Linked DNA regions of Homo sapiens: region 1 is linked to region 2. The links are chromatin contacts, found by Hi-C in ENCODE. All regions are on one chromosome and are shown on one strand. The core of a region is the stretch at or near the end of the contact, and the rest is flanking DNA. Distances in the headings are between cores, read along the strand shown. Region 1 overlaps NEK1 (NIMA related kinase 1). Region 2 holds the start of DDX60 (DExD/H-box helicase 60).

Region 1 (7,757 bases), core at 2,493-4,992, 1.1 Mb after region 2:
CAAATGCTGCAGCATGTTAGTCTGAAGTTTGGCTAAGCACCACCACACATAACTGACAGCCCCTTGTATCACTCAATTGTAGGAACTGCTGATTAGCCACATACTGGTGAAATGAGGGGCCTCAAATCAGTGCAGAGAGAAGCCTATCAGTGCTTCCCTGACCATGGGACTGTGAGTGGAACCTTTCTCACTAGAACAGAAGGCAGGAAGGACAAGCACTTTGATGTCAATGCTGAGCATAATTTGCAGGAACAGTAAGAAGAAACTCAGCCAACTGAGTTGAGGAAAGAAAAAAAGCACAGCTGAGGTGTTGAAAATGTGAATCCGTACTGGATAAGGGATAATAGAAATAGCCTCTGTCCAACAACCTTTCAACAATTAGAATGTGATAGATAGACAAGGCTATGAAACAACTAACTACATACATAACTCTCACAGCTGGGTTAACCCTAAAGGAATCTGTGAGATTTGAAACATGACTACTAAGGCACTGATAAGAACTCTTCACCAGATGGGAGCCTGTGAGGAAAACACAATGTTTAGCATATTAATGAAAACTTATATACTTGGCCAATTTTATTGGTACAATCTGTTTTTGAGAATAATGAAAAAGATTTCCATTATTTGAACATAATTTAAATGTTCTCACACTCAAGGGAAAAATCGTTATGAACTACAAGTTGGTAAAAGTACACTGCTTGTTAAATCACTTAGTGATGGTACTGGAAGTATTTCTTTTGCTGAATTTCCCACTGTCTGTAGAATTCACACTTTCCTTGTTTATTATTTTAATGGTTTGGACCATGTATATTATAAACTAGCAATATGTACCAGAAATGGTTTCCTTAGGTACCTGCTAATCAATAAACAGCACATATGCATTATATAATTAAATTTGGGGTTACTACATAAAATAATGCAATATTTTTTAGGCTGAGATAAATTCTGGCCCTGGTAAAATAAACTCAATTCTAGTTTACTCCTTTTGTTAACCAAAATAAATTTCAAGTGGTCATGTAATTTGACAACTTACCTCCTGGAACAGGTTTATACCAACCCACTAATCTGACAGCTATCAACTGGATAAGCCCTTCATGTTCACAGTACTCCTTGATAGACTAGTAAGTCCCCCCACCTACTCCCCCATGGCTTTGGAGGCTTTTTTCCCTATAGATTTATTTATTCTCATTTTTCCTTTTCATATTTTAAACAATACAAATGATTTTTTTTATTTCAATAGTTTTTGAGGTAAAGGTGATTTTTGGTTACATGGATACGTTCTTCAGTGGTGATTTCTGATATTGGTGCACGCAACACCCGAGCAGTGTACACTGTACCCAACGTGCAGTCTTTTATCCCTCATCTACCTCTCACCCTTCCCCCCTTGAGTCGCCGAAGTCCATTACATCACTCTTATGCCTTTGGGTCTTCACAGCTTAGCTCCCACTTATCAATGAGAACATACGCTATTTGGTTTTCTATTTCTGAGTTACTTCACTTAGAATAATGGCCTCCAGCTCCATCCAAGTTGCTGCAAAAGACATTATTTCATTCCTTTTTATGGCTGAGTAGTCTTCCAAGGTACGTATATTCCACGTTTTCTTTATTCACTCGTTGGTTGATGGGCAGTTAGGTCGTTTCCATATCTTTGCAATTGCAAATTGTGCTGCTATAAACATGGGTGTGTGTGTGTCTTTTTCATATAATGACTTCTTTTCCTTTGGGTAGATACCCAGTGGTGGGATTGCTGGATCGAATGGTAGTTCTACCTTTAGCTCTTTAAGGAAACTCCATACTGTGTTCCATAGTGGTTGTACTAATTTACATTCCCACTAGCAGTGTAAAAGTGTTCCCTTTTCACCACATCCAAGCCAACATCTATTGTTTTACTTATTGTTTTTCTTTTTTTTGAGACAGAGTCTTGCTCTGTCCCCAGGCTGGAGTGCAGTGGCGCGATCTCGGCTCACTGCAAGCTCCGCCTCCCGGGTTCACGCCATTCTCTTGCCTCAGCCTCCTGAGTAGCTGGGACTACAGGCGCCCTACACCACGCCCAGCTAATTTTTTGTATTTTTAGTAGAGACGGGGTTTCACCATGTTAGCCAGGATGGTCTCGATCTCCTGACCTCATGATCTGCCCGTCTTGGCCTCCCAAAGTGCTGGGATTACAGGCGTGAGCCACCGCGCCCGGCCACTTACCTGTTTTTGGACTTCTTAATTATGGCCATTCTTGGCCGGGTGCAGTGGCTCACTCACACCTGCAATCCCAGCACTTTGGGAGGCCGAGGCAGATGGATCACTTGAGGTCAGGAGTTTGAGACTACCCTGGCTAACATGGTGAAACTCTGTCTCTATTAAAAACACAAAAATCTGCCAGTGTGGTGGCATGCGCCTGTAATCCCAGCTACTTGGGAGGCTGAGGCAGGAGAATTGCTTAAACCTAGGAGGCGGAGGTTGTAGTGAGCCGAGATCACACCACTGCACTCCAGCCTGGGCGACAGAGCGAGACTTTGTCTCAAAAAATAAAGAAAAGAAAAGAAAAAATTACGGCCGTTCTTGCAGGTGTAAGGTGGTATCTCATTGTGGCTTTAATATGCATTTCCCTGATGATTAGTGATGTTGAGCAGTTTTTCATATGTTTCTTGTTTATATTCTTTTCAGAAATGTCTATTAATGCCCTTTGCTCACTTTTTGATGGGATTGTTTTTTTCTTATTTGTTTGAGTTCCTGGTAGATTCTGAATAGTAGACTGGTAAGTTTGAAACAGGTTATTCATCTTTGGTCAAGAGAATTTTATAAAAGAACACTTTCAGTTCTATAATTCTGATTCTACTATTTCTATGTTGTTTAAACAATATTCTATAGTTTTAATATCCACAAAAAGAACTCTTTCTGAAAATAACAGCTCATCTATAACACACTGGCTGAGATCTTCATGTACAGTATTTTTTTTTTCAAGATTGTTACATGATAATTTACACATCTAGCATTTGGTACCATTATAAGTTCAAACAGGAGTACCAAATTTTAGGAAACCTTAAAATGTTTCCTTCAGTTTTTATTGCTGGTTAGTTCTATTTTTTTTCAAAGATGTAGAGAAACATATAACATAGTGAATGAATTCAGTATTACTTGCATTAACAGAACTTCAACTAAAAAATTCTACTCATAGTAATTCTAATACACTCTTTGAGCTCCAGTATTTTTCATATAAAATCAGGAAGTAGTAGTATTCTAGTTACACTACCAAATGTCTTATGATGGACACATTCTTTTAGCCTCTGTTTACTGCAATTAAATGCTGCTGCTGCTCTCTAAGAATAACCACTGTGAATATCTGCTTACTTCAACCGATACATCAGGCTCAAAATGGATTTAAAACATTAATTTAAAACTTAGGAACACTTCCCAAAGACAAAAATTACGGACATTATCTAATAATGGAATACTTTAACAAATCAAAAGACATCTAAGGTACATGTGCTATTTATGTGAATTATACATTCATCATTTTTTGCCACTTTGCATTTGCTTTAACAAGAAATTCTCAAGTTTTCATAAAGCAGATCATTTTTTTGTCCCACTCCCTATCCACAGAACACATCTGGTCTCTCTCCATCCCTTATTCACTATCCCCTAAAGTGAAGAAACACGAGCTGACTGAAGGCAAATTTGCAAGAGGGCACTGACAGTAAAGTGTGTGTCCTTCCTGTTCTCTTTCTCAGATCTGCCTGCCACAGAGTGTGTGCGTGCGTATCCTGTTTCCCTTCTGTTGCCTTGTGGTGAGCACAAATAGCTCAGGCCTACGCCTGCTTTCTAGGGACAAGATAGGTCTCACTCTCAGTCTTCCTGCTACTGGAGCTTGATGGATATAAAGCTCTTATTGTGGGTTAAGAAAGTTTGTTCTTCAGATTCCAAGGACTAGTCACAGGAGGAAAATATTGAGAGGCATGATTTTAAGCCAAACCTAAGGCCACATTTTCCAGTAGAGCTTTATCAAAAATAAAACTGATATTATGATCTTTATCTGACTCTATTTTTTTTTTTTTTTTAGTCTCAGTGGTCATGACTGACTGACTTATATTTTATTTTTGAGATGGTGTCTCGCTCTTGCTGCCCAGGCTGGAGTGCAATGATGCAATCTCGGCTCACTGCAGCCTCTGCCTCCTGGGTTCAAGCGACTTTCGGGCCTCAGCCTCCAGAGTAGCTGGGATTACAGGCATGTGCCGCCACACCTGGCTAATTTTGTATTTTTAGTAGAGATGGGGTTTCACCATGTTGGCCAGGCTGGTCTCAAACTCCTGACCTCAGGTGTTCCACCTGCCTCGGCCTCCCACAGTGCTGAGATTACAGGCGTGAGTCACTGCACACCGCCATGACTGACTTTTATGTCATTTTAACTGGCTGCAAATGAAGTGGAGTTAGCAGGTAATTCTCTATCTCAACCTACTTCAGATTTCATGGGATTATAAATTAATCAAATCTTGAAAATGTTACTATTTTTAAAAATTCCATTGGAAAAATATATTGATAATTTCCCTTTATAAAATCACAACAAATGCAAAGTTTTGATTTGAATCTTTACAAACCTATGTTGGCCTACAGACCATTCACTGCATTATGAAGGCATGTATCCCAGCCAGGAGTAACCTCTGAGGAATACCTTCATACCTGACTAGCAGGCTCCAGATAAGGAGGAGAAATGGGGCTCATGTACACAAACTTTCTTCACTAGCCTTGCTTCAATTTTTCCAATTATTTATGATCATGTATTTTATCATTTATATTCTCCAATTAGAATGGCTCCATGAGCAGAGGATTTTTGTCTGTTTTCCTCACTACTGTTAACTCTAGCATTTAGAGTGGTACCTGGCACATAGCAGATATTTAATAAATATTTGTTGACTAAATGAATCTGCCTTACAATAGCTTGACTCAGAGTGAGAATTTGTGGGCAACTCCACAAATTCATCCTGTATCCACTTGTGAGGACAACCAAACAGGCTTAACCAGTTTGTACTTTTAAAGAAACAGTTGTTCTTTAGAGAAGAATACAAGACTGTATCACTGGCTTTAAACTGCTTATCACCTGTCCTACCTTTGTTTCTTCTGAAGGTGGAACAGTGTTTCCCTAGACTGATTTCTACTTTTAAAAGCCTCCTTGTAAAAGGCTTTTAATCAAAACCCATCACTGATGAATTCTCCCTAACAGGACAAAGAAAAGGAAAGCTTTATGGTAGAGAATGAACTTTAAACCATGCTTCACCATTATCTTCTACTATTGGACTTCTTTGGCCTGCCTATACCTTTATCAAAACAAAGCTAGATTTGGTAAGGTACAAAGCAACCACATGTAAAAAGTCCCTAACTGATGAATACATTCTATCCACTGATAGAATTTATTGGGCATTAACCATGTATTAGATGCTGAGGATATAATGGTGATTGAAAATAGATCCAGTCTTTGCCTTATGATACTTTTAGGGAAGAAAAATATCCTGACTCTGGGAATTCTGAACATAGAAAAGTTATCACCACAAGACTAGAGAACAGTTGTGGCAACAGAAAGGAGAAAGGCTTATCTACGTTTCAGGAGCCATAGGTCTCTGCTGGAATAAGACTGAGAGGGGTGGTGGGGGGAGGGAGGGAGGAAGAGAGAGGAAGAAAGAGAGGGAAAGAGGGAGGCAAGGAGAGAGGCAAGGGAGATTGAGATTGAATGTCTCTTTGATGGAGTTCACTTAATGAACAAATATAAGGACCCAAACTTTTCAGACTGTTCTGATTTGTGGGCTATAAACTCTACCTTCTGTTCACTTAACATCATAGGTGTGTGGTGTTAATTTAGTTTATGTCACTTTTTTTTTAAAGCAACTCTTTACTCCTTCAAACTATAGTTATTAATATTTAAATAGTACAGCTAATTTTTTTTTTTTTTGAGACAGGGTCACGCTCTGTCATCCAGGCTGGAGCGTGACGGCATGAACACGGCTTACTGCAGCCTTGACTTCCTGGGCTCAAGCGATCCTCCCATCTCTGCCTCCGAAGCAGCTGGGACTAGAGGTGGGTGTGTGCCACCATGCTTGGCTAATTTTAAAATGTTTTTGTAGAGGTGGGGGCTAACTATGTTGCTCAGGCTGCTCTCAAACTCCTGGGTTCAAGTGATCCTCCTGCCTCGGCCTCCCAAATACACCTAAATTTTATGCCACATTCCTCTACAACAAATTCCAAAGTTTTCCAGGCAAGTTTTCATATAAGATGGCAATGCAGGAAGTACTTCACCACAGGCAACAGTTATTTTATGAATAAATAAGTGATAAAGTACAAATTTAAATGACCTTTAATCAGTCTTTGTCTCTGTGTGAGAAACTAGATCAGTCACCTCATGTCACTAATACGTCCTTCAAAATCTATACTGATCCACCATGTACTTCACCTCTCTGCATTGTAATTTCCTCATCCGTAAAATGGAGACAACAGTATTAATGGCCAGGTGCGATGGCTCACGCCTGTAATCCTAGAACTTTGGGAAGCCGAGGTGGGCAGATCGCTTGAGGTCAGGAGTTCAAGATGAGCCTGGGCTACACGGTGAAACTCCGTCTCCACTAAAAATACAAAAATTAGCTGGGCATGGTGGTGGGTGCCTGTAATCCCAGCTGCTTGGGAGGCTGAGGCAGAAGAATCACCTGAACCCAGAGGGCAGAGGTTGCAGTGAGCCAAGATTGTGCCACTGCACTGCAGCCTGGGTGACAGGGTGAGACTCAGTCTGAACAAAAACAGTATTTGTCACATAGGGTCACTGTGAGAAGTAACTATATGTCAAGCAGCTAGAACAGTATATAGAATACTATTCATACTATTAGCCAGCTACTATTACACTAATAATTAGTATACTTTTATTAGATGGTAGTTCATAGCTACTTCCCAAGACAAAAAATATTAATAATTGTGAACAATGCAAGGCTGTTTTCTGATCTAGAATCTATTTGCTTAAATTTTAATGAGTTACAGTCATACATCCTACTAGTAACAACAGAAAGGTCAGTATAATCTGTATTACTCTGATAATATGGTCTTAAATTTGGTACTTCTTTTTTATTACCACCAAGAAGTAAACCTCATATTAGTAATCTCTTTCCAAAATTTTATTGGTTGTTATCCAATAACCCTATATAGAAAATTAACTTGTTTAATATTTATGAATGTATTTGACAAAGTGTTCATAATTGTAATTCATCAGAAAGGCACAGCACTCAAAATTAGACATTCCTTTGAAGCATTATTAATATTTTTAGTGGTCAAGGAGGGTTGACATATAACATACTTTAAACACTTTCCAGGCTGCAATTAGGTCAACTGTGATCTGTGGCAGTATTTCTCAAGTGGGGAATGTGGACCACCAGCAGCAGAATTACTTACGGTGTGTGCCAAAAATGCATATTCCTGACCTCTGCTCCAGATATATTAAAACAAATACCTTTAGCTGTGAGGTGTAAGAATCTGTATTTTAGACAAACATTCTTCACGGTACCCACATTAAAATTCTAGAGTTAAGGCTATATGGTTTAAAACAAACTGATCATTAATCAATGGTGAATGAACAAAATGGTGAATGAACAAAAAAGTTTTCATGAAGAAGTTCTAGTTTTGATTAAAAATTGCTCTGTAACCTACTTTAACAAAAATAGCTGGCCACCTAACCAAACTAGAGTCTGAGTTACAGTCATTTTCCATTATAGGTTATCAATTGTATCACCGCCTCA
Region 2 (7,331 bases), core at 4,057-6,556:
GGTCAGGAGATTAGGTATTTTCAAAAAACTCTCTGTCACCCATTTCATGCAATCCTCCACCTCACTAACTGTGCATTGGCCATACTATCTTTCTTCAACTCTCCAAATTGTACCAAGCTCAAATGGAAAAAAATGGGTCAGTGAGAACTGAACAGGCAAGAGAGAATTAACCCCAAGTATATTACAGAAAACTTCAGAAAGGATAGCATCAGATTCTACAAGATGAAATAAGTTAATTTACAGGTTCCCAGATGTTCACGATGCTCTTAGAGTCTCAGGAATTTTTTTATGCCACTCCTAGGACAAAATCAATAGCTAACCGTTTCATTTATTAAGTAGTTAGATACAAACAAATTAATAACTATTTATGTCCTGACAACTTAGAAATTGTTTTAAGAAATAATATACATAGATTAAAAGGAATAATATAGTTTTTATAATGAAATATAACTATGACTGAGACGTGAGTGCCCGTTAAACACTGTGAAACTTTCAGCAATAGCTATGGTGACAAAATAAAACTGCGTTAATGGGCAATCCCTCCTTAATTTGACAATCAAGGGATTCCGTAGCCTGCCTATGGGAAGTTTGAGATCCTACAGGTTGCTCTGCATGACATAGGACAGGGTATGCAAGACAATGCGTGTAAAGCCTAATAGGCTTTCCTCTTACATGCCCTATACTAAAGTAGGCTTACACACCCTAGGCTTTCCTCTTATATACCCTATACTAGAGCTACCCTATTAACCTCTGCCCCAACACATGCACGCCCTAACACCTAAACAGAATTCACAGTCATTATCCCCACTTCTCTGTCATTTAAGGGAGAGACATGCTAGAGATCCAGCCACCTGTAGTAACTAATGATTGAACACTCACACACACACACACACACACAAATTAGTACCAATAGACATTTGAGGCACACAAAAAAAGCAAAAATAAGAAACCAGATGAATAAGCATGATGCAGAGACAGAAAAGACCTTCAAAATTTTCTAATTACTGCTTTCAAAGAATTAAAAATATTTCTCATAAAATAGTAACAGGCTGCTAGAGAGAGAGAAAGAGAAAAAGAAAGCATGCAAGTATTCGTACACATTTAAAACATAATTTTACAAGGAAGAAAGTCATTGCAGAACAATAAAATGAGCATGCTGGAATTTTTAGTCAGTGATCTGTAGGGTTAAAGTCCAGGAAATTTTGTAAAGGATAAAAGTAAAAGACAAAGAGATGAAAAAATTCTAAAAATACTAAAATATCCAGGAATAAGTCAATAAGCTCTTTCTCCCCCTACTAATATTTCTAGTAGGAGATAACTAAGATTCCAAAATGAGTGGGGATAAAAATAATCAAAGATATATACTTAAACTAATATACTAATATTAGACTAGAACTAAAGAACAACATAATGTGTTTAGATTGAAATGTTTCTCTAACTACTGAGTAGAAATAATGACAAAAGAGAAAACTACGCCTAGGCACAACTTGTTAAAATTGCAGAGCTCCAAGAATAAAGAGAAAGACAGAAAAGGTACAAAGAAATGGAAGTCAGGCCATATGAGAACTGGTTTAAGAAATGAACACTGTTGGCCGACTACTTGCATTTTAATCTTGGTTCTGAAATATACTATAGTTCTATAAGCTTAGACAAGGTATTTACCATCTCTGAGTTTCAATTTACTTATCTATAAAATTGGAACAATAATATTACTCACCTCTGATTGTGTTTTCAAGCTACTTAAATGTATGAACTGATGGATACGAATTGATTAAAATAATACCTGGCACACAGAATTAATTAAAATAAGCAACATTCCTGGATGTTTTGATAAAATAAAGCACTTTCAGATTTCTAAAGGGAAAATAATTTGAACTTAGAATTCTGCATCTAAATAGTGATTCAATTCATGGAGGAGGCAAAAAGATGTAATTAGACTTCTAAGAAGTCATAAATTTCACCAACCATATATCCTTTTTTTATTTTAAGTTCTGAAATACATGTGCAGAACATGCAGGTTTGTTACATAGATATACATGTGCCATGGTGGTTTGCTGCACCTATCAACCCGTCATCCAGGTTTTAAGCACCTCATGCATTAGGTATTTGACCTAATGCTCTCCCTCCCTTTGCCCCCAACCCTCCGACAAGCCCCAGTGTGTGAGGTTCCCCTCCCTGTGTCCATGTGCTCTCATTGTTCCACTCCCACTTATGAGTGAGAACATGTGGTGTTTGGTTTTCTGTTCCTGTGTTAGTTTGCTGAGAATGATGGCTTCCAGCTTTATTCATGTCCCTGCAAAGGACACGAACTCATTCTTTTTTATGGCTGCATAGTGTTCCATGGGGTATATGTGCCACATTTTCTTTATCCAGCCTATCATTAATGGGTATTTGGGTTGGTTCCAAGTCTTTGCTATTGTAAATAGTGCTGCAATCAACATACATGTGCATGTGTCTTTACAGTAGAATGATTTATAATCCTTTGGGTATATACCCAGTAATGGGATTGCTGGGTCGAATAGTATTTCTGGTTCTAGATCCTTGAGGAATGGCCACGCTGTCTTCCAAAATGCCAACTATATATCTTAAATGATAATTTTATTTAAAGAGATAATACAGAAAATTGGGGAAAACCCATCAAGAATGAAGACAATCAAAAAACCATGAAACTTTGTGTGATTTAGAAAAGTTAAAGGAAGCTATAAAGAAAAACAAGAGAACCCATGGTACTTCGAATTTACAAAAGTCTATTTCAAACAGTAATTTTAACAACATAGAACTACATGTCTTAGCCTAGCAATTCCTAGATTGCTTCTACACTGAGTAATGTGTACATACTCATAATTTTGTCACTGCTGTTTACTTCTTTTTTACTGTTGACTCAACATACAAACAAATCACAAGAATCAAAGTCACAAACTGCTGTAAAATATGATAAACCTTGACAGTATGAAAATAATAATATAATTAACCAACTTGGCAGTTCACAAAGGGATGAATGAAAGAAAAATAAATATGAATGCTAAATTCTTCATCTTTCACAGCAGGATGTCCAGCAATAGCATCTGAAGACAATATATGAAAAAAAATAATGGTTTATGGAATCAAGAAATTATCCTGCTTTTCTTCTAAGTACTGCACCATCGCATTACCAAAGAGTAGATACAAGAGTGATTCATTTCTAGAAATAATGCAGCTAATAAACACAGAAGGAATGATAGAATTAGAATATCACCATTTTACAACTCCTAATGAATTAACAGATCTTGGTATTTTTAAACGATAGCACAACAAAAATAGAGGCAAGTGTCCACACCATCAGTGAAGTATTGTAGTTCTCCCAGCCAAAAAAAAAAGAAACCCAAAACTTGGGAGGCCAAGGCGGGCAGATCACCTGAGGTCGGGAGTTCGAGACCAGACTGGCCAACATGGTGAAACCCCATCTCTACTAAAAATGCAAACATTAGCTGGGCATGGTGACAGTCACCTGTAATCCCAGCTACTTGGGAGGCTGAGGTAGAAGAATCGCTTGAACCTGGGAGGCAGAGGTTGCAGTGAACTGAGATCAAGCCACTGCATTCCAGCCTGGGCAAAAGAGCAAGACTCCGTCTCAAAAAAAAAAAAAAAAAAAGAAGAAGAAGAAAAAAAAGAAAACCTGAATCTGATCAAAACGCTAGTAGTAATGATTAATTTACAAGAAATTTAGAGGCCAGCAAAATATGTTAAATGACACCACAGGGATTAGGACACATACACACACACACACATAAACACACACCCAACAGGACACACACATACAAAAACAAACAATCATAAGACCACAAATCTTACAAACGAATAAATTAAAAGGGGATGAAAGAAATTGCAAGAACCTTATAAGGCTTATCCTCCAATCACAGTAGTGTCAGAACCATATTCTGATTCAAACAATCTTAAAAAGGAAGAAGAAAAGAAGAAGGGAGGAAGAGAAATGGAAAAGAGAAAAAAGGAGGGAAGAGGAAAGGCGCAAAGGGGAGGTAAAGAGGAAAAAAATGGGGGCAAGGGAAGGGAAAGGAAATCATGGATTCTGTATTGGAACAGAATGGTGGAGCTACTTGATGAAAGGCATCAAGCTCCTGAAACCCTGCCTGGAGAAGAGCTGGTGGGTTAAAATGGCTTCCAGTACCCGGTATAACCCTCTCCCCTTGAGTGTGGACAGGACCTGTGAATTTAATGGCATAGTCTCTTTAATGATTCGGTTATATTATGTAAGACTTCATCATAGTAGACTCGGGAGATTCCCCCAAAGAGGCTTATACCTTCTTTAAAGGTACCCTATACCTTCTTTAACGGTATAAGCCACCTTGTTGTGAGAAGGCCACTGTAGCTAAGATCTCAGGGTGAAATCTAAAGACATGGGAACCCCCAGCCAACAGCCAGCAAGAAAGCAGGTAACCTCAGTCCTTTAGCTGCAAGAAACTGAATTCTTCCAACAACCTGAATGAGCATCCATGGTGTCCCATGAGGCCACAGCTCTGACACCTTGATTTCAGCTCGATGAGATGCTGAACAGAGAACTCACTTTACCCATGCCTGGGCTTCTGATCCACAGCAATTGTAAAATAATAAACTTGTAATGTTTTAAGCCACTATACCTGCCCCTTGACCAGGAATAAATTAAGTTACTGGAGTAGGAAATAAATTTCTATTGTCTTAAGCCACTGAAATTTAAGGGTGCACAGAAATTACCTGGGGGAATCTTATTAATAAACGCAGATTCTGATTCTACAAGTCTGGAGCAGGGATTGAAGGTGGAAGCTTCTTGCTGCTGTCAATGTACAGGTTTTACTGGCTGTGCTTAGATATGATGTCCCTTAATTTCTCCTCAACCTCCATTACCCAGCTCCCACCTTTGACGGGGACTCCTTAAATGCCTAACTAAGCACTCCTCTCTGTCTCAGACTTCAGGCCTTTCGCGGTTGTCCCTTTCCTCCGCCCCTCCCCACGCCCGGCCTTCCGGGCCAGCAGGGGGCCCGTGCGCCACGGCCTTGCGATCCCAGGAGGTTCCCCAGATTCCCGCGCCCCGAGCCCAGCACTCCTGGGCCACCTCCCTGTCCGGTCCGTTGAAGAAGACCTAGAACTCCCGCTAGACAGCTCCGCCCCAGGCTCTTCCCAAGGGACATCCCCGGCTCCTCACCGCGGACTCAGGACCGGTGGTGTCCAAAGACCCGCGAGCTGCGCGCCCCGCGGGGAGGGAGTGAAACAGAGACCTAGCGCAGAGCCCAGGTGGAAGTTCCAGGTTACCCCAGACCTGGCCTAGGACTCGGCGCTCTGAGCCACCGCAGCCAGTCTTTTATGCATCCGGCGGGAGTTTCGGTTTCCTTTCTCCTCTCAGAAGCACTTAGGTTTCAGTTTCCCTTCAGCACGAATTAGGCGAGGCACTTTCGTGGAAAGTTTAGCATCCTTCCCTTCAATCAGAATCTTAAGAAGGGGAGCATGGCGAGACGTTAGTTAAAAGGTATGAAGTTACAATAGCTAGGAAGAACCAGTTCTGGTATTCTATTCTGCAGTAGGGTGTGTATAGTTAACAATAATGCATATTTCAAAATAGCTAGAAGAGAGAATTTTGAATATTCTCATCACAAAGAAATAGTAAAGTTTTGAGGTAATAGATGGGCTAATTATCCTGATTTGATCATCACACAATGTATACATGTATTGAAACGTCACATTGTACCCCAAAAATATATACAATTATTATGCGTCAATTAAAAATAAAATGAAACTAAAAAAAACCTTAAAAGAGAGAGACAAAGGCAATAAAAATGGGCTTTGGAATTTGGGCATAAATATAGAGTAAATTGAGGCAGAAAAATTTGTAACATCTAAACAAGATAAAATCAAGAAGAGTTAGAATTTAGAAATTGATAAAATGTAAAAGACACTGTGGAATCTGAAACCCCACAATGAAATTGGAGATCTTGCTGCTTCTACTTGTATGCAAAAAGAAAAAAGAAAGTATGTAACAATACATGAACTTTGAGTTTCTGTTATGAGAAGCTGATGATTACTGTTCTGTATAAACTGTAATTGGTACTTTCATGGGCCAAGAATCAACATTAAAAAATAAATTGAAAATGCAGAATGGTCACATTTATTTGTGCCTCAAATTGATGAAATGTTCTCTTAATTTTTGCCTGTTGATACTTGCAGTGTGGGTTTCGATACTCATCTCCTTTCCTTTCAGTGCCCTCGTATGCTTGATTTCATTAATGCTATAAATATGCATTCATATATTGGAAATAGAAGAGGGTGTGGAGGAAAGACAGCAGTGAATTTGGGTAATCAGCATGATAAGAAGCCACAGGCTGCTTTGTCTACAAGGAAAGGAAAGAGCCAAGGTCCAGGCACTGCTCCACAGGGAACACAGAACAGAGAGAGTAGTGAATGATACTTTGTCTTGTGAAAAATTAGAGAGTCAAGTTGTTAAAAGAGGGGGATATGGGGAAGGAGGACATTTCTCACATCCATCAGACAATTACTTGTTTATTCATTTGTTTAGAAATTCACGTGTTTGTTAGTGATGAGATTAAGAAAGAAAATAAAAGACTCTAGAATTTAACACATGATTGGTCTTAAATCAGCCAATATTCCTGTCTCCTTCACTGTGATCTCTGATGTACCTGCCTGGGGTAGGCTGAATAATACCCTGCACTCCTCCCTCCAAAAGAGGCCAAAATCCTAATTCCTGGAACCTATGAATACAGTAACTTTCATAGCAAAAGTAACTTTGCAAAATAGATTAAATAAGAATCTTTAGAAGAGGAGATTACCCCTTACCCGGGATTATCCAGGTGGGCCCAAGGTCATCAGAAGGGCCTTTATAAGAGGGAGACAGGAGTTCGAGGGGCAATGTGATGATAGAAACAGTCAGTGACAGAATGTGGGGACACTACACAGATGGCGTTGAAGACAGTGGAAGGGACCACGGGCCAAGGAGTCTGGTGGTCTCTAGAAACTACCAAAGGCAAGGAAACATTTTTTTTTTCTAGAGCCTCCAGAAATCAGCCCTGATAACACCTTGACTTCAGCCCAGAGAGACTGATTTTGAACCTCTGAGCTCAGAACTGTAAGAGAACAAACTTGTGTGGTATTAAGCCACTAAATTTGTGGTAATTTGTTACAGCAGCCATAGAGAACTAATACAATATTGCAAACTGTATTGTAGGAAATGAATAACATATTTGCAAACAGCAGAAATAATGGATTGTGTTATAACAAGAGGTAGAATTAATTCAGACAGCTACTATGTGCTAAGCAATATGCTAATACCATATCAATGATCACAGCAA

Evidence for each region. Hi-C counts contacts between places; a loop is a spot of excess contacts on that map. Pooled maps may share reads with other maps.
Region 1: a pooled map shows a loop between it and region 2 (5-fold over the local background). The contact joins the enhancer-like site here to the promoter of DDX60 in region 2. A Hi-C loop is called at or near these places in 5 of 50 pooled maps.

Annotation. Positions count from the first base shown.
Region 1 is chr4:169,407,254-169,415,010 of GRCh38, forward strand. All of the region lies in intron 31 of NEK1 (NIMA related kinase 1), which reads right to left. Among named protein-coding and RNA genes, the nearest start is that of SH3RF1, 140 kb to the left of the region's middle. RefSeq lists an enhancer at 3,669-3,858. Within about 2 kb of position 3,743, at least 3 of the 41 ENCODE cell types and tissues checked have a DNase peak (open chromatin) inside an H3K27ac peak, as active enhancers do.
Region 2 is chr4:168,313,446-168,320,776 of GRCh38, forward strand. DDX60 (DExD/H-box helicase 60) reads right to left here and starts at 5,307. Exons shown (of 38, transcript NM_017631.6): 1 at 5,177-5,307. RefSeq lists an enhancer at 5,241-5,570.